Regions from separate parts of the Homo sapiens genome. Here all the other regions are linked to region 1. Evidence: chromatin loops called from intact Hi-C (ENCODE). Cell type or tissue: PC-3. All regions are shown on one strand.

The links. A loop is a pair of places that touch in the nucleus more often than their neighbours do. Peaks named below come from ENCODE experiments on the same cell type or tissue, not always from the same donor. Only the 100,000 strongest peaks of a DNase experiment are listed, where the experiment ranks them.
Region 2: it touches region 1 in a loop (8-fold over the local background); 48 of 110 quality-filtered maps call a loop at or near these places.
Region 3: it touches region 1 in a loop (8-fold over the local background); 52 of 110 quality-filtered maps call a loop at or near these places.

Annotation. Positions count from the first base shown.
Region 1 is chr6:53,982,909-53,990,908 of GRCh38, forward strand. All of the region lies in intron 2 of LOC101927189 (a long non-coding RNA gene), which reads left to right. Among named protein-coding and RNA genes, the nearest start is that of MLIP-IT1, 12 kb to the right of the region's middle. RefSeq lists an enhancer at 719-1,918. In PC-3, a CTCF peak has its summit at 3,429 (motif pointing right); DNase peaks (open chromatin) are centred at 1,513, 1,943 and 3,453; H3K4me3 peaks cover 729 bases; H3K27ac peaks cover 2,833 bases.
Region 2 is chr6:54,264,633-54,272,632 of GRCh38, forward strand. MLIP (muscular LMNA interacting protein) reads left to right here. Exons shown (of 14, transcript NM_001281747.2): 14 at 1,318-1,648. The coding sequence ends at 1,323. Among named protein-coding and RNA genes, the nearest start is that of TINAG, 40 kb to the right of the region's middle. In PC-3, a CTCF peak has its summit at 3,366 (motif pointing left); a DNase peak (open chromatin) is centred at 3,349.
Region 3 is chr6:55,066,273-55,074,272 of GRCh38, forward strand. No RefSeq gene overlaps it. Among named protein-coding and RNA genes, the nearest start is that of HCRTR2, 100 kb to the right of the region's middle. In PC-3, a CTCF peak has its summit at 3,086 (motif pointing left); a DNase peak (open chromatin) is centred at 3,079.

The DNA of each region.
Region 1 (8,000 bases):
GTACCATCTTTTCTGTCTGCAATTCCTGACATTTGTCAGATGAGGTCAATATAAAGGTATGCACTTTTTGACAAGGACGTGGTTGTCATGTTAGCTTCTTATGCCCTTAACTGCCATTTTGAAGATCAAGTTTAATTTCCCAGTCTTTGGATTGAAGAAAAGCTCAATTCCCAGTTAGCTTTACATGGCTACAATGTTATGACACACTTCTATTGAGAAATATAAAGATAATACCTATGATTGACATTAGTACTTTCATGGCTTTGTGTGTAGGTTACATGGGTGTTATACAATGATATCTGTAATGCCACTAGACCAGTCTCCGTTACTTCTGCTTTAGTTGTTTTATTAGTCTGTTTTGCCTTGCTATACAGAAATACCTGAGGCTGGGTAATTTAAAAAGAAAAGAGGCTTGTTTGGCTCACAGTTCTGCAGGCTGTATAAGCATGGCACCAGCAACTGCTTGGCTTCTGTGGAGGCCCCTGGAAGCTTCCAGTCATGGTGGAAGGTGAAGGGAAGGCAGGTATGTCACATGTTGAAAAAGGAAGCAAGAGAGAGGGGAGGGAGGCACCAGACTCTTTAAACAACCAGCTCTCACATGAACTAATAGATCAAGAACTCAGTTTCACAGGGAATTCCTGAGGGCTCCACCCTCGTGACCCAAACACTTCCCACCAGGCCCACCCTCCAACACTGGGGGTCACATTTCAATGAAATTTGGAGGGACTAACATCCAAACTATATCAGTTGTAATTGATTACATTAATGGATTTTCACTATTTTACTGGTTGCACTTAGGATAAAAGTTAAAGGATTTTAATATTAGCCTATGACACATGTTAGCTTGGGACAGAACCGAGCCTTTAGTATCAACCAAACTACCAGGCAACATGTGACTTTTTTTTACATGGCAGAATATACTTCATTGTATTTCCACGTTCTGCAAAGTTTTTTGGGGATAGGGCACTGATATTAATGAAAATTTTTATTTATGTATCATGTAAATATTTAAATTGTTTAAGTGCATTTTGGCATTATGCACTTCATAAATATACACAATGTTATAATTGTTAAAAATATTAGGTAAAAAATAAATATAAATTGTAGTTATGATCATTTCTTTTTGCCTACTCTGGGGGTATGTGCGCTCTATTTGGACTTCTCTATCAAGGTCACAAAATCATGATTAGATCCACCTTTCATATAACTAGGGAAATAAAAACAAACCAATATTACCATTCTGGAAGGAACTTTTCTGAGTCTTTTTGTCCAACTACTTGCTTTTTAGGCACAATTAGGAGGTTGTTTCTAGATAACATTAATAATTGATTCTATGTGGTTTTCAAAGTTCTAAATTTTAAAGAACTCACTCAATCATGCGTCAGAGTATAATTATCCCAAATAACTGGAAAAGCATATAAGTGATGACATGACTGTGATTCATTTCCTCTGTGTGGTCATTGTCTGACTCTGTGGAATCAAATGTTCATTTGAGAGCCAGGGGTGCCTGGGACCTGGGAAAAATGCACCCCTGCCCAGGATCCTCATTCTGTGAGTCACACACACAAAACCAAGGGTTGGTGAGTGACAGCTAAGACCAAGGTTGGAACCTACTCATAGGAGAAGCTTCATTTTGTTCTTCTCCAGCAGCGCCTATATAGCCACTTCTAATCTGCAATTCGAGGGATGGAAGGGTGTATTCAGTTTTTCTTCCCTAGTAATTTGAAACCAACTTGATAACAGCTTGTTCAAATGAAGAATGGATAGAACATCTGTTTAAATCAACTCTGAGAGGCAGAAACGGAACTTTTGTGTGCCTAATATTCCCATTGGCTAACCCTGTCCCTAAGCCTCCGTACCATGGCTTCTGAGAGTTTTTGGCCAAATGCCTAGTGGGAGGGCATGGTCCTGTTGGGAATGGTTTTTCTGCTTGGAGATGGCTTTGGCTTAGCATCTTTCTGTTCTCCAAGGCTGTTTACTCTGCCACCTATCCAGAAAGAATTTTTTTTTATGAGTCCACAATTTTTCAGTCCTGGAAAATTTTACAGTGTTTTCACAGACATTATTTCATTTGATGTTCATAATCCTTCAGGGTAAATAGGGTAGGTTGCTGGTGTCCGCGCATTATGGATAATGAATCAGAGATTCAGAGAGGATAAATCTGACTTCTACTCCAAACAAAAAGCAGAAAAATTATAGCAGAAGAAGCATATATCATTCTAGTTTTCAGCATATCTAGATTAATTCTGATTCATTTTTAATTTCAGCTGAATATGTTGTGCTTTCTCTATTGCTATCCTGGGGTTCATTTAGGGTGGAGCCACCTAGACATCATATACATGCCTTGGCTGCATTTACATCTCACCCCTCCTGCTTCCCCAAGTATAATCACCCCAGTGCTATGAAACCGATTAGAAGAAAATGAAGTGTTCAGTGCTAACTCCAAAATTCCAGGTGCTATGATACTGCTGCATACATCCAAAGGGACTTCTTACTTTAAGAAGCCCCCTTTTAAATGAAACTCTTGACTTCTTAGTGTTGCCTCAGAAATGTGCTCTTCATTGCAGAGAATATTACAGAGAATGTTCTGCTGCTTTGTGGAGGAACCATAGGAACTGTGCACGATCTTTCTTACCACAGAGTCACAAGGAGAAAATTGGCAGCTTAGGAGACCAGCCAGCTAAATGAAATGTCAGCCAACAAACAACTTAAATGCTCTTGGATCATTTTTCCTCTACTTTATCAAGTAGTTTTAGTTTGGGGGAAGTCAACAATCTTCTATGTTGCTTCCTTACTCAAGATTTCTCTGTCTCTGTCTTCTGAGGCATTTGTTTCTTTATGCCTGGATCTGCCACTTCACGTTTTGCCTCTTTTTCCATATCTACCTCTGACTCTATCTTCATCTTTTTCTCTCTCCCTTTATTTTCTTTATTTTTGGTTTCTCTCTTTCATTTTCTCTTATATTGTCTGTCACCTTGATTTCTATAAACACGTAATTATCACTAACAGATTAAAGAGCTTTATAAATGATGGTGAAAATTTGAAACAAATTTCTTAAAGAATCTTTGAATCATTGTGTGTGTGTGTGTGTGTGTGAGAGAGAGAGAGAGAGAGAGAGAGATTTAAGAGAGAGAGAGAAAGAGAAAGGTATTTATTGTTGACCTGTGATTTTCTCAATCCTAATCCTCAAATGAGAGTTGTAGAACTGGGATTGGAACCTGCAGCCAGCTAGGGACCACATCACACTGCCTTCCTCCTAGTCTCCAAACATATAACTGAAATATTATTGTATCTTGCTCTTAGTACCTCTCCTGTATAAATGCGCTCATGCATTTCTTTTCAAATAACTGTAATTCTAGATACATTTGCATAAATAGGATTAGAATCTTGCAAAAGTGTATTCTATCCAAAGGGTGTCTGCACAGGAGAAGGAGGCCAGCAGGTGTCAGTCTCACCTCAGAAGAAGAGCTGAGAATAGTTTCATTGTGGTTTTTCTTCATCGGAGTTTGCTTTTTTGAATGAACTTTCAAATAACCTAAGTTAAGTTCTTGTTTGTTTTAAGCAAACTCTGGGTTGATTTAAAAAGAAAGTAGGCTATCTCAACCTCATACCACCCCACAACCTGAGTTGTATACGGATTATTCTCTTGTTAAAAACCCAGCTATTGGATTGGGATATAATTTTATTATTGCTGGGCATCTGGGCATCATTTAATAGGTACTTTGAAATTTTTTTAATTGCATGGTAATTGAGTCATGATAGAGAAGTGTCCCTTTGGATGAGTGCAGCAGTATCATAGCACCTGGAATTAATTTTGGAGTTAGTCATCATCTGTACCAACCACACATTCTCCCACCCCATTTTCAGCTGAGGAAACAGGTTCAGAAAAGATTTGTTCAAAGACTCATGGCTGTGAGGAAGAGGGTCAGCATTAGGACTAAAATCAAGAGCCAAGTGGCTGAGTCTTTAATGAGCATATTCAGATTGACGGGGCAAAGCAACATCAGGCCCTAGTGGGCTGTCTGGATCTGCAAATGTTCACAAGTGATTATCTTCAGTGTAATCCCCATGGCAACATAGCAAAGTGCCTGCCGTAGCTGGATGAGAACTATGATTATGCTAGAGAAAGAAAGAAACTCCTAGGGACAGCTTGATTGAGGAGGGGTTGTTATGCATGTCGCCTCGCAGTGTTGTTTCTCCTTAGGCAGCAGTGGCAGCGATGTTTGAGAGGGGCCTATGGAGCTTGTTTACATAATCAACCGGAAAGCACTTGTCCATGTTGGTCTGTGCCCAGGGGCTGACAAGCAAGCCAGAAATCACTCTGGTTTGTGTTTCTGTAGTTCTTGAAGATGTTTAAAGATGGTCACTCCTCCAGATGATTTCTGCCATTTGCTATGGGGATCACCACACCCGAGCAAGCTGCAGAGCTTTAGGGTAAGGAACAGATGTGATGGTAGTTTTTCCAGAGTAAATGCTTGCCAACCTTGGCTGACGAAACTAGGCTTAACAAACATGCGGACAAGCTCAAGGCAGGCCTCCCCACGAATTACTTTCCCTGGGTTTTAAAAATTGGTTTACAAATGTTAAATGTTTTTTGTTAAAAGACATGTCTCTATAAATCAGAGCCTGCAAGTGCCTTTAAGAGAGGCAACTAAGTAGCACCCTAGTCTAGTCGGTTAATACCACTGCTGTAGACAAGAAGGTGTGTTGCTGGATTCTGCTTCAAGGATGGGCTTGCTGGCCAGCTGTGGGGGGTGCAGGCATCAGGCAACCCATAGTCTTCATAGCCTTCTGTGTCTGCCTCAGCTGCAGAGAGACGCCTGTCCTTTCGCCCTCAGCCTGAGCAGCCCACCTCCATTAACTGAGATGGAGAGAGGGATAGCGGCCCAGCCACTTCTGCCTAAAGGGGCCATCTCTGTTGGATCCTACACTTCTGAGCTCCCAGTTGGGTTGGTTCAGGCTTGTTGGGCCTGCATGGCAATCCTTCTTTTTCCTTTGCCAAATCCATCTTTGTTTGCTGCCATTCACAGGTGTTGATCCAAAATCTATCTTAGTATCTGCTTTTAGGAAACTCTGCAACAATCAATCTATCTTTTCTGCTTGGAAAAGAGTAGAAAAAAAGAAATAATTGGACCCTTAAAGTAAATGCCTAAAAGCCTTTTCAGATAACTTACCTTTTCAATAATTTTTATATAAGAGAGGAAAAGATTACAAGTTTTTTAGTCTCAGGAAAGAAAAATTATCTAGTATTAATACTATAAAAGTAGTTAGTTATGTAGTAAGTTGACTCTTAACATAGCCCACTTAACCACTTTTTACAATGGGAAGAAAAGTTTCCTGATTTCTTGATTTATGAGGCTCCAAAAACTCTTGTTTTGAAGGTTTTCACACTCAGTTCCTGTTTAATTAATAATTGCCCTGAATGTTTTCCCATGTATCTAATTATGTTTTGCAGTTCCATCAACCTTCCTAGCTAGTCTCAAAATACCAAAACGTTGCCTTGCCCTTGTTGTGGGTGTGGTCAAGGTTTCCTCTCTTGGGATTTCTTGCATGGGGTATGAGGGGTGGTGTTGTGGGGGAGAAGGAGAGGGATGCATAGAGTGGAGAAGAGAGTGTAGGGCGCTCATCCCTAGGGCACCAGCCTCTACTCTGTTGCCCCAGAAATGTTTCCAGACGTGTATCTGGACTTCACCCTTTAATTACCTAATTGGGTAGGTTGTAGGTAGTATGGAATCTAATGAACTGGATCAGGGAAAAAAAAATCTGAAGGAATAAGTGATCTCTCCTTGAAGGTGCTGCAGAGGTAATGAGCAGAGTTAATGAGTGACTGATCCATGGTGGTGGTCAATTTAATTTGAGTACTGAGGTTGAACACATGCTAGATGTAATAGAAAGCAATATTCATATGCAACACGTTGGGTTACATAAAATCTGGAAAGCTTATAATTTAAAAGATACAGACACACAAAGCAACGATTCAGGCCAAGCCAGATTTAGAACTGTTTTTTAATATGAGACTGAGGGATGATATCCTGGATCTCACAGGGGCTGGATTTTGCCTGAGTGTTAGAGCTAAGATAACATCTTATTCTTGTCTATATTTCAAGAAGCATTCTTATTAGGACCATCTTCTAGAAGAAAGAAAGTTACATTTAAGAAGATTGAAACGTGAGTCAGTTTTCCGTATTGGAGAACGATGAAAAACCAAATATATGAATTCTGAAAATTTTGTGAAAGTAGACACCTTAAAAAAATAAGAAAACATTATGAAACAGAGTTGGTCTTCATTTTTAGGTTTAACCAATCCTATTAATAATATATAGATATACTTTTGTCATAAAAATATTGTTTAGGTTTTACTCAGTAAGTTGTGAAAGCTATTTTGCTTGCTTCTAATATAGTTCTTAGATTTCATCTCATAGTAAAAAAAATTACAAACTTCTTACAAAATGAAAATATCCTTTCCCTCGGTGATGATTCAAAACAGTCAATAATATTTTCTCACAATGCTACTGATGGGGTATTCTCAGAACTCTCCATTTTTAATTCAGATACATTTCTAGTCAATTTCTTTAACCTCACAGTGGGAGGTTTAAACTAAGTGATGTCACTTTAGGTATACTCAAATTGGCAATGCAAATATTTCCTTTGTTGGACATTGGGTTCTCACAGCATCTCCTAAACAAAATACATTTGCTTTAAAATTAGTGGCTTCCATCATGCATTGGCTGGACTGTTTTGTAAGTCTGTAGTATAAAAATCCAAAAACATTTGCTTCCAGCTGGCCTGTCTTGAACTAACACTGTTTTTTTTTCCTTTTCTCACTTCACTCTCTGACCTTTTAGAGGGTTTTCTTTTTTATGCTGCTGTTAGCTTTCATCTCTGCTGGTCATTCTTTCATCCTGTTTCTTCTGGGTTTCATTAACCTGTTTGTGTGAATGTTCCTTTTTTTTGTTTGTTTTTGTTTTTTAATATGTACCAGAAAAAGAAAGACTTCTTATAGTCGTGGTCACTCAAAAGTGTTGGTGGTTTTTTAAGAGGTCTTAATTGGACTTAATCCATATTTAACTCCCAGCATTTTATATAAGATACATCTTATTGTTCAGACTCATCTTTTCTAAAAGATAGTAGGGTAGGGAGAAAAAGGATACAATTTTTGAGCAATTACCAAATCTCAGAAAAAAATGTTCTTACCAGGTCACCTGGGGATAACGAAGGCAGTTTGGAGATTTTCTTCTGATTGTTTTTCGTTTATTTATGCTTTGAGTATCAGTGTTCAGTTTTAAATTCCCACTGAGAATGTTCTCATTTTGTCATTAAACTTGAATTTAGTCTCTGAATTTTTCTCTTGATGTATCACACTAATGTCCAGAAGAGTCATTAAGAAATTGTAAAGAGACCCCAGTGCTATCTATATTTATGGTCTTCTTTAGAATGTGTTTATCAGATATTTGTGACTCTCTTCATAGAAGTAAAATACTAACATTAAAAAAGAGATTACCCGAGGGCTCAAAGGTGCAACATTATCTTGGGTTTTATTTGTCAACAATTTGAAATGTAAGAAAAAAACTGAATGTATGAATGTAATCCTTTGAAAAGGTGACTCTTACTGGTGGACTTGGTCCTCTGGAGTTGAATGAATGCTTCTGAGACATAAGTACTTTTTCTTTTCCTCCCTACAGGTTGGTAGGACAACGCTTTCCATTAACTTTGATTTTACTACTCCTGATAGTCTGACCTTTATCTTCTAATCCAATTACATATTCAAATTTCTTCCTTCTGTTTATTCTATCTACCTTTAGATGAGCCAACTGAGAGATGAACATTTAAAATGCATAAATACGTATTTTGCCATACACTGTTTTTTTTTACTTTATGCTTTATACATCATGAAATTTACTGGTAAGACATCAAACACTTATTGAAGGCTGATATGGTCTGGCTCTGTGTCCTCACCCCAAATCTCATCTCGAATTGTAATCCCCATGTGTCAAGGGAGG
Region 2 (8,000 bases), 280 kb after region 1:
ACTACTAAATGCTGGTACTTTAAGAAAAATCATGTTGGTGCTTTCAGAAAAAGCAAAATAATGGTAATTTTTATTTGTTAGAAAAATTAATGAGCAGATGTACTTGAGTCATTTCCTCCCTTCATTCTAGGGCTTCAGAGAATTCCAGATGATGAAAGCTACAGCTTACTTCTTACTTTTTGCCTGTTGATTTTCTATGGCCAGAACAAACCAGAGCAGTCATGAGCCACCCCTTTGTTAGTGCTTTTTATCTGTCTCCTTCTTCTAGTCTAAAATATACTTTCTCATAATAATGCAGAATGTAACCGCGATTCACAATCCTGTTTAGCTGCTTGGCCAAGACATTCACCTTGCACATAGGAGCCAGCTCTAAGTCACCACTGCTTCTTCACCTCATGATCTGGCTGAGGGCAAAGCACAGACAGTTGCCTACAGAAAGGCAACTGACCTCCTTTATTTTCTACCAGGCATTTCGGAAGGTTCCCATGTTAGTCATGAGTTGGAACCTGGAAATAGAAAGTTCTGGTCAGTTCCTCCATTGGTGTTATTCCGTCACATTGTTCTATCAGAGACATGTCTTAGAACTATATTTCTCTTCTTGCTTCATCTCTGATATTTTCTTTTATACTTTCTTTTGTATAATCTGCCTTCACAGTTGCCAATAGCCATCTTCCACTCAATTAAGTTTATCTTATCTGTTCCAGACAGTTCAACCCTATCATATAGGAACAGAGAGACTGAATGGGTAAAGAAATTATTGGAATCACTCCTCTACCACAGAGCAAAATTGTAAGATCAAGCAAATCAATATATGAAGAAAAGCGAGAGGTTATTTGGTCTTGGTCTTTTGTAATGTTCCTTTTTGCAAAAGCTGGGACTTAATTCAATCCCTATTCAGTTTACCTCCTTGTTAGATGATGCATTTTAGGGAATGGTGCAGTCAATGCTAAAGTGAAGTTAAGTCATCAGCCAAGTCATGGAAGGGTGTGGGTGTGGGTGAGATATAACAGTGCTGTTCCTTAAGGCAGCCCCTGCCCCTCAAAACCATCATGGCACTTTGTAGGAGGCCAGAACTGCTCTGCTGAACTGCCAAGAGATTGGAGTCTGATGTAAAGGTACAGCTGTTTGTCTTTATTATGCCATTAATAGTGAAACAAGGAAGGATCTACTTAAGGAATAAAAATAAGCTTTTCCTATTGTAGTATAAACCATTTTTTTGTAGGAGATGCTATGCCCAAATATTAATGTATAATTTTCAGGTGTATATTTTTAAATTTATTCATCTTAACCTGACTACCATATTCTCTTATTTTACAGCAATGAAGTTGGAGCAGAGGCTGAAAACACAGGCTGCTGAAGTTTTTTGGAATGCTGGTGCTAACCACTTGCTAGATTTAACTTTTTTTTTTTTTTCCAGAATGAGTGCTCCCTTTATGAGCTGCAGTGCAGCAGAACCAAAAAAAAAGTTTGCTGCAATTATATAGCATCACAGTGCTCTGCTAACAGCCAGCATAGAAGAGATTTACCTACAGCTTTTTGCACCACTGTTCTAGCCTTTAATGCCTTCTACTTAATATTAAGCTGACCGCAATACTAACGTGCCCCTATATTTGGCAGCCAAATAAAGAAGAATCGTGGGTAAATAGAAGAATGGCTGTGACTATTTTTCAATACAAATTTTATTTAATGCATACATTTCTAACTGAGTCAGGTTTTTATTCCCCTTTTACTTCACTTTTTTACATGAAAAAAATCACAACTTTTAAAGTAACTAATTAGCTTTCAGAAGACGCTGATATTCAGAGGTTCTCTGGTGAGATCTTGAACATGAGAAAGTTGGTATTTTGTATAACACACATTGCTTTCCTGTTCTGTTGGGATTCGGTGCTGCTGGGACAGACTATGTGCCAGGAGCAGCCCAGTGCTGATGAACATCGCGTTACTGGAGTGTCTGTGTCTGGGATACCACTGTCTCTCTGCCTGTCACCACATGATTCTTGTGAAGACTACTTTAGAGTTAGTTTGTATCCAAAATCCTGAGAGCAGCAGAGACCATAGAGCAAACCCATACTTGATGACAGTCCTGAGAGCCCCCTAGAGGCACATCATGTGCCCACCGTGTTGGCCATCTTCAATTTATTTCCCAGTTGTCATCCCCAGCAGTCTGTCCTAGCCCCCTCTAAGTGATTTCCTTCTTCTGCTCATATGGGAAGCCTAGGATAACACACATTAAGAAAGAACAGGAGTCTGGACAGTGAGCCCCTGATGGTAAAGCAGTCTTGGGAAAACTGGCTTCATTCACTCTTTGCACATTGCCCATGTTCTCTGTGGAGCCAGCTCTGAGCCACAGTGCCCCTAAATCAAGCTTCATCACCCAGTCCCATCACCCAAACTCAAGCAGGGAGAGTGACCTATAGAAGAGCAACTAGGCTCCTTCATTCTCCAATAGCCATTTTAGAATGTTCTAATTTCAGCTATTATTTGACAAATGGAAATAAATACTTCTCAATGTCCCCTTTGTTGGTGTTAGAGAAGCAAAGGAGGCTCAATAAAGCCCTCTGCTCATCTCTCCTTCCCCCCAAAAAAACCATTTCTCCATCAACCTGATAAATTGTGTGGAGCATCACTTTAGATTATTAATAATGATCTCTAACATTCACTGTGCTCTTATCATGAGCAATGCACCACACCAAGTACTTTACATGAATGTAATTTAACCTCCACAATGAGCCTGTGATGTTGGTAATATTATTATCCATATTTTATTTTTGTGAGAACAGGCTCCTCCAAATGGTTAAATTAAGCTAGTAAGTGGCAGCGGCAGAATTCAAGTCCAAGTAATCTGATTCTAAGACCAAGCCACTTACTCAATCATTTGTGTAGTTATTTACGCAGTCATTTTTGGATCTCCAGTGTAAAAGGGTGACTTGATTACACTCCTCAGCTCATGGCAGATTTCTGTCACAAATTTGGGCAAGCCCCCCTCATGTATGCTTGTTGATTAATGATCATCATTTATAAGAATTTCTATCTTCCCTTCTCTGCTGTATGCACACATTCTTATTTATTTAATGTATATCTTTTGCTCATATATGTTTTGAAGATGTACATTGTTTTGTCTGCATATATATTTAATAAATATAAATGGTATTGCTTATATTCTGTTTTTTTTTTTTGTTTTTTTCTACTCAGCTCTGTTTTTAAAGCTTTATACACATTGCTCTATAGACATCTATTATATTGTGTTCTCACAGCTGCGTGGTAGAGTCTCATCACATTTTACTTATCTACCCGCCCAGCCTTGGTCTCTCAGGTTGTTTTCCTGTACCAACTGTTGTGATGTACATTCTTGCATGTGCCCCCTTGTGGACCTCTGTGAGAATTTCTCTGGAATACATACATAGGACTAGAATTGTTTAATCCTGAAGTTCCCATGTACTTAATTTGATGAAATCCTCCCAGATTACTTTTTAGAGTAGCTGCACCATTTTTTATTCCCATCAGCAATGCATTAGGTTTCTTATATCCCCAAGTACCTTTCCACCTTTGAAGGTCTGATCTTTGAAACATTAGGATCCAATGTCATTGGAGGCAACTCTTAAAATGGGAAGGTTGTTTGACGTGGTGTCCTATTCATCCTATATTTTCCAATTCTCTAAGACTTTTATACCCTTTAACTCATTGCAATTTTCAGTCAAGTATTATTATCTTCATTTCATTTGTCAACCTAAATAACAGAGTGAGGCCCTTAAAAGAAAAAGAAATTTATTTGGGAGTAGAATATTGCGGTGGGTATACATAGGCTATAGTAAACTATTTGCATGCATATTAAGGGAAGTAAAAAACAATAAAGAATTTTAAAGGAAAAAATGAGGAGGATTACATGATAATTTTGAAATAATTATCCTTAACTGCAAATATCAGTAACAAAGGTGACACCAGTTCAAGATTGGATAGGCAGTTGCTGTCCTTGTAGAAATATTTTGTTGTATAAGCTTCCCATGGCTTTTGTACAAGGTTGTGATTTTGCAGAGTTTTCTGTAATAGCTTTTATCAGGCATAGTAGCAGGAGAACTCTCTCTTCATGGCCGTTTCTGGCTCTATCAGATTTTTGTTTTTAAATGTTTGTGACTCCATTTTGATTCTGACAACTTTCACTTGTTACTGAAACATTTGAGACCGACAGGTTATTTGACTGAGGTCACCAAATTAGTGAATGACAAACCTAGCACAAGGTCTTTTGATTTTCCTACTGTGTCATTGCTACAAATTGCTGCATCTGAACATCATGGTTTAATTTATTTGTTCAGTTTCTCAGTAAAGAACAAAGTCTTAAGAGCGTGAGCATAGGAAAGGCAAGTGTTGATTATTGGGAGAACATGGGACATGAATTAGTGACTTTTCAGTTTGGTGAGCAGCACATTCAGTGCACTAAGGAGGTTGGGGGCACTATGTATGTTTCTGAGGAGGAAGGAGATGGGGACAGATGATGTGGAATTTGCCAGGTACTGAGACTGCATCTTTATTTGGGTTCTTCCAGAAGCGAACTCTAAGACAAGGATTTAGTGTAAGTAGTTTATTTGGGAGATAATAATAGGAAACACTGATAAGGAAGTGAGGAAGTAAGCTAGGGAAGCCAGTTACTACATTGGGCAACTACTGTAGTTTATTTCCACTAAGAAATTTGAGGACACAGGTTGAACAGTCCTCAGACTTCATTCAGTTTAGAGGAAAGGAAACTAGGGTAGTAATTCTTAAGTCTGACTATTAACCTTTACGTGACTATGGCTGTGACTTCCCTCTTTATAAAGCTTTTGTTTTTTTCGGACTTTTCATTACACATCACCGGTGGGACCCATTATTTTCTTGTGAAATTTTAATTTGGTGAAAATGGAAGGTCTTTTGAATATTGTTCTTCATAGTCTCTGAAGTAAAGTGCAGAAACAAAGAGATAATTGAAAGCTTAAGTAACAAGGGAATATTCTCAGAACTTTATCTATTGGGCAAGCAGAAAAATCTGCAATTAGGACAGGGAACAAAAATTCTACTTTAACTAGACTGCTGCAGATTTCTACATGTGAATTGTTTATCAATTAGAAATTAAATCAACTGTATGAGATGATAACTTGATTTATAAGAAGAAAAGATTGCTTTGCTTAGAGTAAATCCAGAGGTCTTAGAGTAATCAACTAGTAGTTAGAAAATATTTCTGGATTTGTTTAAAATATATAGCACATTTGGGGGACATTTCATATATTCCTGTGGTAGGTTGTAAAATTAAATGTTTTATTCCCTTCATACTTTAAAATGTATTATTTTCAATTTATTTGACTAGAAATAGGCTTTTCTCTTCATTTTATAGTTTAATAAAAACGCTTTAATTTCTTATAAAAGTTTTCTAACAGATGTATATACAATTGCTCAACATCACTTAAGCACCTGAGTCCATATTTTCCTTAATTGGAAACTCTGGGGATAAATTCAAAAAATAAAACCACACAACAGGCAGAGGAAGAGTCATAAATGCTAAAAAAAAGAAGGAAAAGTAAAAAAGACAAATTTTTCCAGGGGGCTACAGATTGTGATTTAAAAATATTGAACAGAATATCTAAATTGAAACAATGGAAAACTCAATTAAAAATATGTTTAGCCAAAAATATGTTCTGTGGAAGTACTAAGAGGCAAAAGGTTCTGATAATAATGTGAATAGAACTGGATAATATTTCTCACAAGGCTTAGAAGCCTTTTCAACTTCGAGCTGAGTTAAATCACTTAAGGGCGTAGAAATTCTAGAGATTTTGTCAACTCTGCTTTTGAGTCACAGTTCAGTCTTTTTGTTTTTCTTTTTAAATCAATACTAGTTTAGGTAAAAATAGCAGAAGTTGTGGAGAAATTAAAGTTAGCAGCTTACTTCTCTTTTCCAACTAACAGATAAAGTTTGTAAAACCTTTTACTTAAGTCATTTAAGATTAGAGAAAGAAGTAGATTTTGAAGAATGCGTAGTAGGCCAGGCTCTGAACTTTTAAGAACTGGTGCTCAGTTAATATTAGGTAGGTTCAACAGAATTTAGGAAAGTATACCAACAAGGACTGAAGCTTTCATTCATTATTATATACTAAGGCAGTAATACTAGGGAGAAAATTCTATTTTTCAAAATTTGTTTTTGCACACAACTAATAATATTTACATAAAAGGGAGAAAACAAAAATGTGTACTTTCTTCTAAGTTTCCAGTCCTATCACTGCTCACAGATTTTGCTTGCATTTTTGCATCGGGCGTAATAATAAGGGAGATTAAACGTTAAGGTTAAGATGTGGCAGAATTGGATTGGAATTTTGGTCTTTTTTTCTCTGAAGGTCTTTTTCCTCTACAAGTGTTTTTCCATTTTTCTTCTGCCATGAGTCAAACAGTTAACACTCTCTTGGAAGTCACATTCCCTTCTCTAAGGGTACATCAGTAAGAGCTATGAATGGAGATTATGACAGGTGGGAGCCTCTTTACCAGCTCGGGCGGCAAATAGTTTCAAGTCTGATTTTTCAGATTAACGGTTCAAGTTTCCACTTGCCCAACAAGCAGGAAATCTGAATAACTATGTTTGGATATTCTCCTCTGAATCCCCTTGCCCAAAGCCTCCTTTATGCAAGATGAAACTCCTTTTTGGGAACTAAGCTCCACTTCTCTCAGACAATCTTGATGGGCACAATACTACTCAAACAATTCTTCCTAAATTAACAAAATCTGCTTTAAAGAGACTGTTTCTTGAACTATGGACATAGTTCTGTATTTTTGATTTCTCTTTTCAAACTTCTGCCTTACTTGACACTCCATTACAATACAGGAGGATTTAGAGATTACATCCATTTCAGTGGCATGCCAGCTGCTCTTCCTCTCTTCTTCTGCACGTGCTAGTGCTTTACCACTCTAATATTGAAAACTTCTGTTATAACACCCTATTCCCTGAATAATTGAGAAAACCCAGTGTGATTTGTTCACCACTTCAGAATACACTTGCTAAATCATTCTCAATAGTAATATGTAGAATGCTGCCTCTAGTTAAGACTGGCTTAACACATCCCTGCTTGCTAAGATAAATTCAATGCCCTCTCCAAGATTTCTGTGAATTCCCAAAGATTATATTTTTCTAGAGCAAATTCCTAGCTTCTATGGAACATTCATGTCCTACTTCGCATCTTGCTGAAACATTCTTAGCACGCCTTCAGTGTGGATCACATTCCCTTTACCTGAGAATCCCTACCTACAAGTCCCCTACACCAAGGTATAAGCTAGACTTTTACTGAAGATTTGTGAGCTATGGTGATAACTGAGAGATGAAGACTTATTACATGTCAACAAATGACGGACTATTTAAATTGGATTTTAGACTTCCTAGTTCTTAAAAAGGAATGAGTCATTTATGACAAATTGGCATCTTCCATTTCCACCTTGCTGTTTGGAGTCCTTCTCTCATTTTCTCTCTCCTTAACTTCATTCTGTCCACAAATTGCTTCTTAATTTTTATACAACTGTTTTACTATCTCTTTCTTAGATCTTCTATCCATCTAAATAGCTTATTGATTTTTCTAAATAAAAAGCTTCTTTCCTCAGAGCTGCGTCAAGAGATACAATAATAAGTAATGCCATTAGTGCTCAGAAAGTAGTAGCCAAAATTTTCACCTAAAAATCTACCACAACTTTTTTCCCGTTCTTACTTTAAAGAAAGTGAAAATATCACAAAACTTCAGCAAATTGGAATCATCATAGTAAAACAAACAACAAAAGAATCCCTCAAACCCAACCCCAAAAACAGTTTTGTTGGTCCCTTCTGGAGTTGCTCCTCAGGCATTCCCTGCCCAAGGTGAGACAACCAGCCACAGAGCTCCCACAACGGGCTACTCTTTAGCCCCTTTCACCTACTGAGACCTTCTATCTTCTCAGCTACTCTGCCACTAACACACTTGGACTCTCCCTCATTGCCAGGCCCCTTTCATATCAATAACTTG
Region 3 (8,000 bases), 1.1 Mb after region 1:
GTGAAAATGAATCTGGGGTGAATACTTCTACCAGAATCACAGAAGTGTGGATGTTAAAACATAAATGTGGGATCTTTAGCATTTTACAAGTATAGTTGCCTTTAAAATTCAGACAAATTGTGTAGTACTGATAACATAAATGTATAATATAGGGATAAAATGTTCAGATTTTAGGACAATATTAGAGACCTTCTTCCAGGTTTCATGCAGGTGATTAAACTGCCCAAGGACTTTGAAAAGATACATAAGAAAGCTAAAGAGAAAGGGTGAGAACTGGCAGCAGTTATCTAAAGGAGGATGTAGAGAAGGAAGATGACAAAAAATTGAAGGTACTGAAGTAAACAGCCAACCCATGTAGTATTTGATGTAGAAAACTACTGAAATGTAGACTCATGGGTTGTACAGGCTGGAGAAAGGTAAGAAGAAGAAATGAGACTACTGTATCGCCAGAGCTGTAAGTATCCACGCCAAAACCCCAGACTGGCTACCCTCAGTGCCAGAAGAGGCAGGAACAGGATTTCGGATCAGTATTCAAATGCTGCAGATAGCTACCAAGTGATGTAACTTTTGCCATCAGTGTGGCTCTTTTTTATGCCTGGATATTATTTAATTTCCCTGTAACTTGGGAATATTTAGGATTTCATACACTTCTTTTTCCTTCTTCCATCATTGGCACTCGTTATTTTGCCCCGATCCTTTATGATAAGCACTTGGGTTTCTGAGTGAAATATACTGATATTCTGAAACCTGTTTTTTTGTTTTATTTATTTATTTTTTGTTTTGTTTTGTTTTGGTCTGTGATATTTCAGCAGCTTACATTTCTTCAAGGGAACTTTAGATTTCTGAAATTTCTGCTCCAAGATTTTGCCTTTATTCAATTATTTTTACTGCATACATTTAAGGTGCACGACATGATGTTTTGATATACTTATCCTGATATACATACACATAATGAAGTGATCACTACAGGCAAACAAATTAACATATCTATCATCATATAATTACTTTTTTGTGGCCAGTGTATCTAAAACCTACTCTTTTGGAAAATTGTCAGTATATAATGCAATATTTTTAACTATAGTCCTCAAATTGTACATTAGATCTCTAAATATATTCATCCTACATAACTGCAAGTTTGTATTCTTTGACCTGTATTTTCCCATTTCTCCCTTGCTCCAACCCACCCCCGTTAACCACCATTCTATTCTCTGTTTCTATGTCTTCAATTATTTTTTAAGATTCCACATATTAGCAAGAACATGAATTATTTTTTTTCTGTCTTTGGCTTATTTTACTTAGCATAATATCCTCTAGGTTCATCCATGTTGTTACAAGTGGCAAGGTCCTCTTTTTTAAGGCTGAATAATATTCAATTGTATATACATAAATTTTTAATTCATTAATCTGTCAACAGATACTTCAGTTGTTTTCAGATCTTGACTATTGTGAATAATTGCTGTAACTAATATGGAAAAGCAAATATCTTTACTAGGCGGTGCCTTTACTCCTTTGAGTATATACCTAGAAGAGGAATTACTGGGTCATATGGTAGTTTCATGTTTAATTTCTTTAGGATTTCCATACTTTTTTCCATAATAGTTGCACAAATTGAATTCCCCACCAACAGTGTACAAGGGTTTCTTTTCCTTGATGCCCTCACCAACACTTGTTATTTCTTGTCTTTTCGATAAAAGCCATCCTGACAGGTGTGAGATGATATCTTGTTGTGGTTTTTATTTGCGTTTCTCTAATGATAGTGATGTTGAGCACATTTTTATATAATACCTGTTGCTCATTTCTATGTCTTCTTTGGAAAAATGTCTATTCAGGTCCTCTGCTCATTTTTAATGAGGTTATTGTTATAGTTATTCCTATTATATGCTATTGAGCTGTGTGAGTTCTTTACATATTCTTATGTTAACCCCTTATCAGATATATGGTTCACAAATATTTGTTTCCCAACACAAGCCATTTCATTTTGTTTAGTGTTTCATTTGCCCTGGAGAAGCTTTTTCTTTCTTTCTTTCTTTCTTTTTTTTTTGATGTAGTCCTATTTGTTTATTTTTGCTTTTCTTACCTGTGCTTTTGGTGTCATATCTGAAAAATCATTGCCCAGACCAATGTCAAGAAGCTTTTCTCTTATGCTATTTTTCTTTCAGAAGATACAGTTTCAGATCTAATGTTGAAGTCTTTAACACATTTCCAGTTGATTTTTTAAAAGATAAGGGTTCAATTTTATTCTTTTGCTGTGGATATCCATTTTTTCCTATGCCATTTATTGAAAAGACTATCCTTTCTCCATAGCATCTTCTTGCTGCCCTTGTTTAAAATTAATGGACTGTACATACCTGGGTTTATTTCTGACCTCTCTATTTTGTTTCATTGACCTACATGTCTCTTTTTATGGCAGTGCCACACTGTTTTGATTACTATTGCTTTGTAGTAGAGTTTGAAATTAGGTACTATGATGCCTCCAGCTTTGCTCTTTTCATTCAGGGTTGCTTTGGCTAGTCAGAGTCTTTTGTGGTTCTGTATGTAGTGAATTTTAAGATTGTCTTTTCTATTACTGTGAAAAATGTCATTGAAATTTTGGTAGAGACTGCATTGAATCTGTTGGTCACTTTGGGTAGAATGAACATTTTAACAATATTGAAATGTCTTCCAATCCATGAACACGGGATATCTTTCTGCTTACTTGTGACTTCAATATTTTCATCAATGTTTTATAGTTTTCTGTGTACATATATTTTATCTCTATGGTTAAATTTATTCCTAAATATTTTATTTTATTTTATTTTATTTTATTTTATTTTTGGAATAGCATTCCTATACACTAAAAATAAACTATCTAAAAAAGAAATCAAGACATTGCTTTTTAAAGGGCCTGAAGGGCAACCCAGTGCCTTCTCTGGACTGGACTCCTGGAGTCTTCTTGGCATTCCTTCCCTTCTCCACGTTCCAATGAGCACACCACAGTCTCTTCTTAGACTAAGTGCAGGACCCAGACTCTTGGACTTTTTTCAGAACTTCTGTTCTATTCCTATTTGTCTTTTCTCCAGCTGCCTCTCAACCCTCCATCTGTACTGCCATCTGCTGGTTACGAACAGCCTTGTTCTTTAACAGCTTTGTTTTGGATCTAGTTAATATCAAGAAATAACCACGGTAATAATAAACAGTAAAAGATGATATATATTTAAAAATTATTGTGGACAAAACAAAAATTTTTTTATATCATGGAACTTTAACAATAAAATAAATAAAAATGCATTTGATATTAGATAGAGATAACTGCTAACAAGAACAAAATAAAAAAGAGAAAGGAGTATAAAATGTCTTGGAGGTTAAAATTTGTGATGGGGTATGTAGGGAAGATCTCTTTAAGAAAGTGACTTTTGAATAAACATTTGAGGAAGTGAGGAGCCAGCCATGTGGCTACCTTGTGAAAGACCATTCTAGACAAAGAAGAGCAGGAACAAAGGCCCTGAGGTGACAGCAAGCCTGGCATGTTCAAGACACAACAGAGGAGAAGGCATTGTAGATGGAGAAGGAGTGGTAAAGGTTGTGAGTGGTAAGAGAAGTTTTCAGAGAGGTCATTAGAACCAGTGCATGTAGGGCTCTTGTGGTCATTGTAGACATTTTGCATTTGATTCTAAAGCAGGGTTCTGGACAAAAGAAAGATATGACCTGTTTCATTTTTTAACAGTACTACTCTAGTTGCTTTATGGATAATATATTGTGTCTTAGAGATGTCAACAGATTTACTTAACCTTCTGAGACTTAAAGCCTAGGTGCCTAACCAAAAATATATCTAAACTAGTCAAATTGGTAACAAAAGTGGTTTAACCCAGAGCCAGTGAGTAAGACTTACCGACTTTATAGAATAATCATGCTTCTTAAAGCATCACAAGAAGATTGAAAATGCAACCTAAACCTAGGAGGGTAAAGTAGAATGCACAAGCCAGGGAAGCCTTACCTGAAATGCCTCTACGGCAGCAGTTCTCAAATTTCTTGATTTGGAGACTTCCCGGAACTTCTTATTCTTTAAAATTATTGAAGACCCCAAAGACTCTATGATTATGTGGGTTAAATACATTGGTATTTACCATAATGAAAATTATTAATAAATTAAGATACTTTAAAAATAGTTATATGTTTGTTCACTCAGGAAAGACAATAATAAATCCATTATGTTTACATAAATAACATAACTTTTTGAGCAGTAACTATATTTCCCAAATAAAAACTTGAGTGGGAAGAGTGGCATCATTTTACATTTATGTAAATCTCCTTGACACCTGGCTTAATACATAACAGTTGATTTTTTCTAATCTGCTTCACCATTTCTTCTTTTAAGAAAACACACACCATGTAGCTTGTGGAAAACTACACTGTATAATAAAGAAAGTTTGAGAGCAAAAAACACAGATAACACCTTTTTTGATTATTAAAATATTTTTGACCTGTGGATTTCCTGAAAAACAGGTCTCTGAACTACACTTTAATTTTTACACTCCTGTAAAAAAAGACAAGTTGTTATATGTATAAGGATCTACTTTGCTCCTTAAAACCTATGCCAGTGTCTCAGTAATAGAGGTAAGATGAATTATTATAAATCAGAATAAAGCATAATGAATATAGTAAAATTGTGCTTGGAAAAATATCCTAACCACGTGAGATTTGCACACCTAAATTGTCTTATATTGTTTAATTTGGCACATTCTTTGTTTTTCAAGTTTTATTATTTTTATTAGGAAATACAAAGAATATTAAGTTATTTGCGGGGGTTGGGGCACAATCTTTGTCTTGAAGTATAACATTTTGGCAAGAGATAGGGTGAGAAAAGAAAAATTCTAAGGAAGTAAAATGATTTGGGTAAAGACCAATTCCCTGTGAGTAATAATTGGTGAAAGATACTTTTTTCCTATTTTTCTTCATGACTTGGGACAGAGTTTTAGCCATGAGGGCAGTATTTATTATAATTCAGTGGACATGATGAGGTCTCCAAAAGTACTTAAACTAGACCTCTAGATTCAATTTAAAGTCGTATTCTAATATCTCAAACTAAAAAGAAAATTGTGACTTTTAATTCTACTTCTTTGAATTTCTGAGGCAAATTTCAACAAAGATTCAATCATATTTTTAAATTAATTCAATCTTACTTTAAAAACAGTAACGTTTGATACAAATAAATATACAATAAGGAAAAATCTCTACTTCAGGAAAAAAATCTATCAGCTACTGTTTTATAGTGATCTTAATTTCTTTTAGCACATTCAGTGGCAGAAATTATTTTATTTGATTGTGTTTTCTTTAGAAAAATATCCTTTTATTAGTTCTTGAACTATTACTAGCTTTCACAACACAAAATTTAAAAGGATTAACTTTCTAATTTGTCAAAATTATAATAATAACCCATATTTAAAAGATAATCAGAAAAAAACTTAAGATTTGGACATTGTATTTTTAATTTTTATATTACATGGTAGTTATATCATGTAGTGACTTCATTAACAGAGAACTTAGTTCAATAGTTATTTTCATTTTATGTTAATTCCTCAATTATTTGGTTTTATATTATGTAGGACATATAAGGATAAGCAGGTTATATGTAATTTTTTAATCAGCATTTTAATAAAAATAATTGAAGTCAACACTGAAAAGAAATGTGACCTACAACATATCACGGCATAGCAAAGCTTATTTTTGTAGCATGTGCCAGCAAATACAAGGCACTTGCCGTGATGCACACATACATATCTTCCTAGGCACCTTCATTCATTCTGCTCTCAAATTGTTACCTTCAACACTTCGTGCTTTCTTGTTTCCAAACATTGAGATAATAATATTAGCATGATTGTAGACCATTGTTACCAGCCTGAAAGCAAAAAGGGAATTATGAGAGTGGTTATCAAGTATTTTGGCAAGAGGAGGGGAAGCTTAGAGTAGAAGTGCCTTTGTATGTTAGAGGTGGGCCTTAGGAAGAAGAGGAGAGCAAAAGAGATAAATTTGAGTGTGGTTATTCAGAGGAGTTGATATCCGATGTCACAATGATTCTAACAAAATAGATTTCATCATAGTGCTTGACTTTGATACATTTCGCATTTATCAGGAACTGGGCTCTATCATCTACAGTTTCCCTCTACTCCATCCTTAATCCTCAACACCTGTACCCTTTTCTCACCATCTCCTTATGTTAATTTTGAGTTTAAGAATGTATTGCGGTTTTAAAATAATATTTCAAAGGGCCGGCGCGGAGGCTCACACCTGTAATCCCAGCACTTTAGAAGGCCAAGGCCGGCGGGTCATGAGGTCAGGAGATCGAGACCATCTGGGCCAACATGGTGAAACCCTGTCTCTACTAAAATACAAAAAAATTAGCTGGGAGTGGTGGTGCGCGCCTCTGGTCCCAGATACTCGGGAGGCTGAGGCAGGAGAATCGCTTGAACCCTGGAGGTGGAGCTTGCAGTGAGCTGAGATTGCACCACTGCACTCCAGCCTGGAGACAGAGTAAGATTCCGTCTCAAAAAAAAAAAAAAAATCAAATATATCACCCTTTTTTGATTACAAATAGTTTAGTAAATTCACTATGCTAATGCTTTTATTTTCTCTTTAAAGATTTGTAAAGAAAGAAAGAAAGAAAGAAAGAAAGAAATTATATTCTCCCAGTTTCTGGTCTAACATGTAAGGAGCTTGGATGTCACCACTCCACCCTAATAAATGTGGAGATGAACGAACTGAAAAATCAACTCTTCTTGGATCTGCAAGAGAAGTGAGGATTCAGGGCAAACCAGTGCCCCCAGGATTGGAAAGACAAATAGGCAAAGACAGAGAGTCATGGCTTACTGGAGTACCGATTCATGAACTGAAACATGGGAACAAGTGCTGGGGTAGGAAAAACGGAACTGTAATTGACTAATTGCTGGAAACTTAGTGTGGACAAGTATGATAGACAAAAGCTTCCGGTAGACCTAGTCATAGGGGAGCCCATACAATTTTGTGAGTTTTATCTCCTGGAAAACTACTGAGTTCTCATAGTCAGTACCTGAGAAAAATCCCCTCATGATTCCTGCGGTTGGAAGAGTAAAGGAACCATCTTGAAATATGTCAGATAATTATTTCCTGAGCAAGGTTTGCCCTCAGAAGAAAGTATTTAACTAGAGCTAACTTATCTGGGAAAAGGGAAATATTTAATTCCAGCTGGCTCTAGCCTTCCACTTGTAAGAAGAGAAATACTAAACTCAAGCCCACTCTAGTCATTAAGGGGTAAGGGGAGAAGATTGAGAAGCACTTGTGAAGTTTAGTCCTGAGACACACGCTTACTAAAAGACTGAAACCTAATCATAGGACTGTAGAATGCTTTCCCTCCCTACACTCTACCAGCACATTACTAAAGTTCTGTTTACAGCAGTATCTTTTACCCAACACATCATGTCTGGCTACATAGAAAAAATTACCAGGCATACTAAAAGGCAAAAAATACAGTTGGAGGAGACAGAGCAGTCTCCTCAGAATGAGACAGATACGGCAGAGATACTGGAATGATCAGATTGGGATTTTCAAACAACTATAATTAATATGCTAAAGGCTCTTATAGATATAGGAGACAGAACACAAGAACAAATAGGCAATGTAAGCAGAGAGATGGAAATTCTAAAAAAACCTTAAACGTTAGAGATCAAAAACACTATAACACAAATGAAGAATGCCTTTGATGGATTAATTGGTAAAGTGGACATAGAGGAAGAATCTCTGAGAATGAGGATATCTCAATGGAAACCTCCAAAGCTGAAAAGGAAAGAGAAAAAAAGACTTAAAAATGCCCAGAATATGCAATAGCCATGGGAAACTACAAAAGGTGTAAAATACAGGTAATGTGCATAACAGAATAAGAAAAAAGAGAGAAAGAAACAAATGTTTGAAACAACAATTTCTGAAAACTTCCCCAAATTAATGTCAGACACCAAAACACAGATATGGGAAGTTTAGAGGACACCAAACAG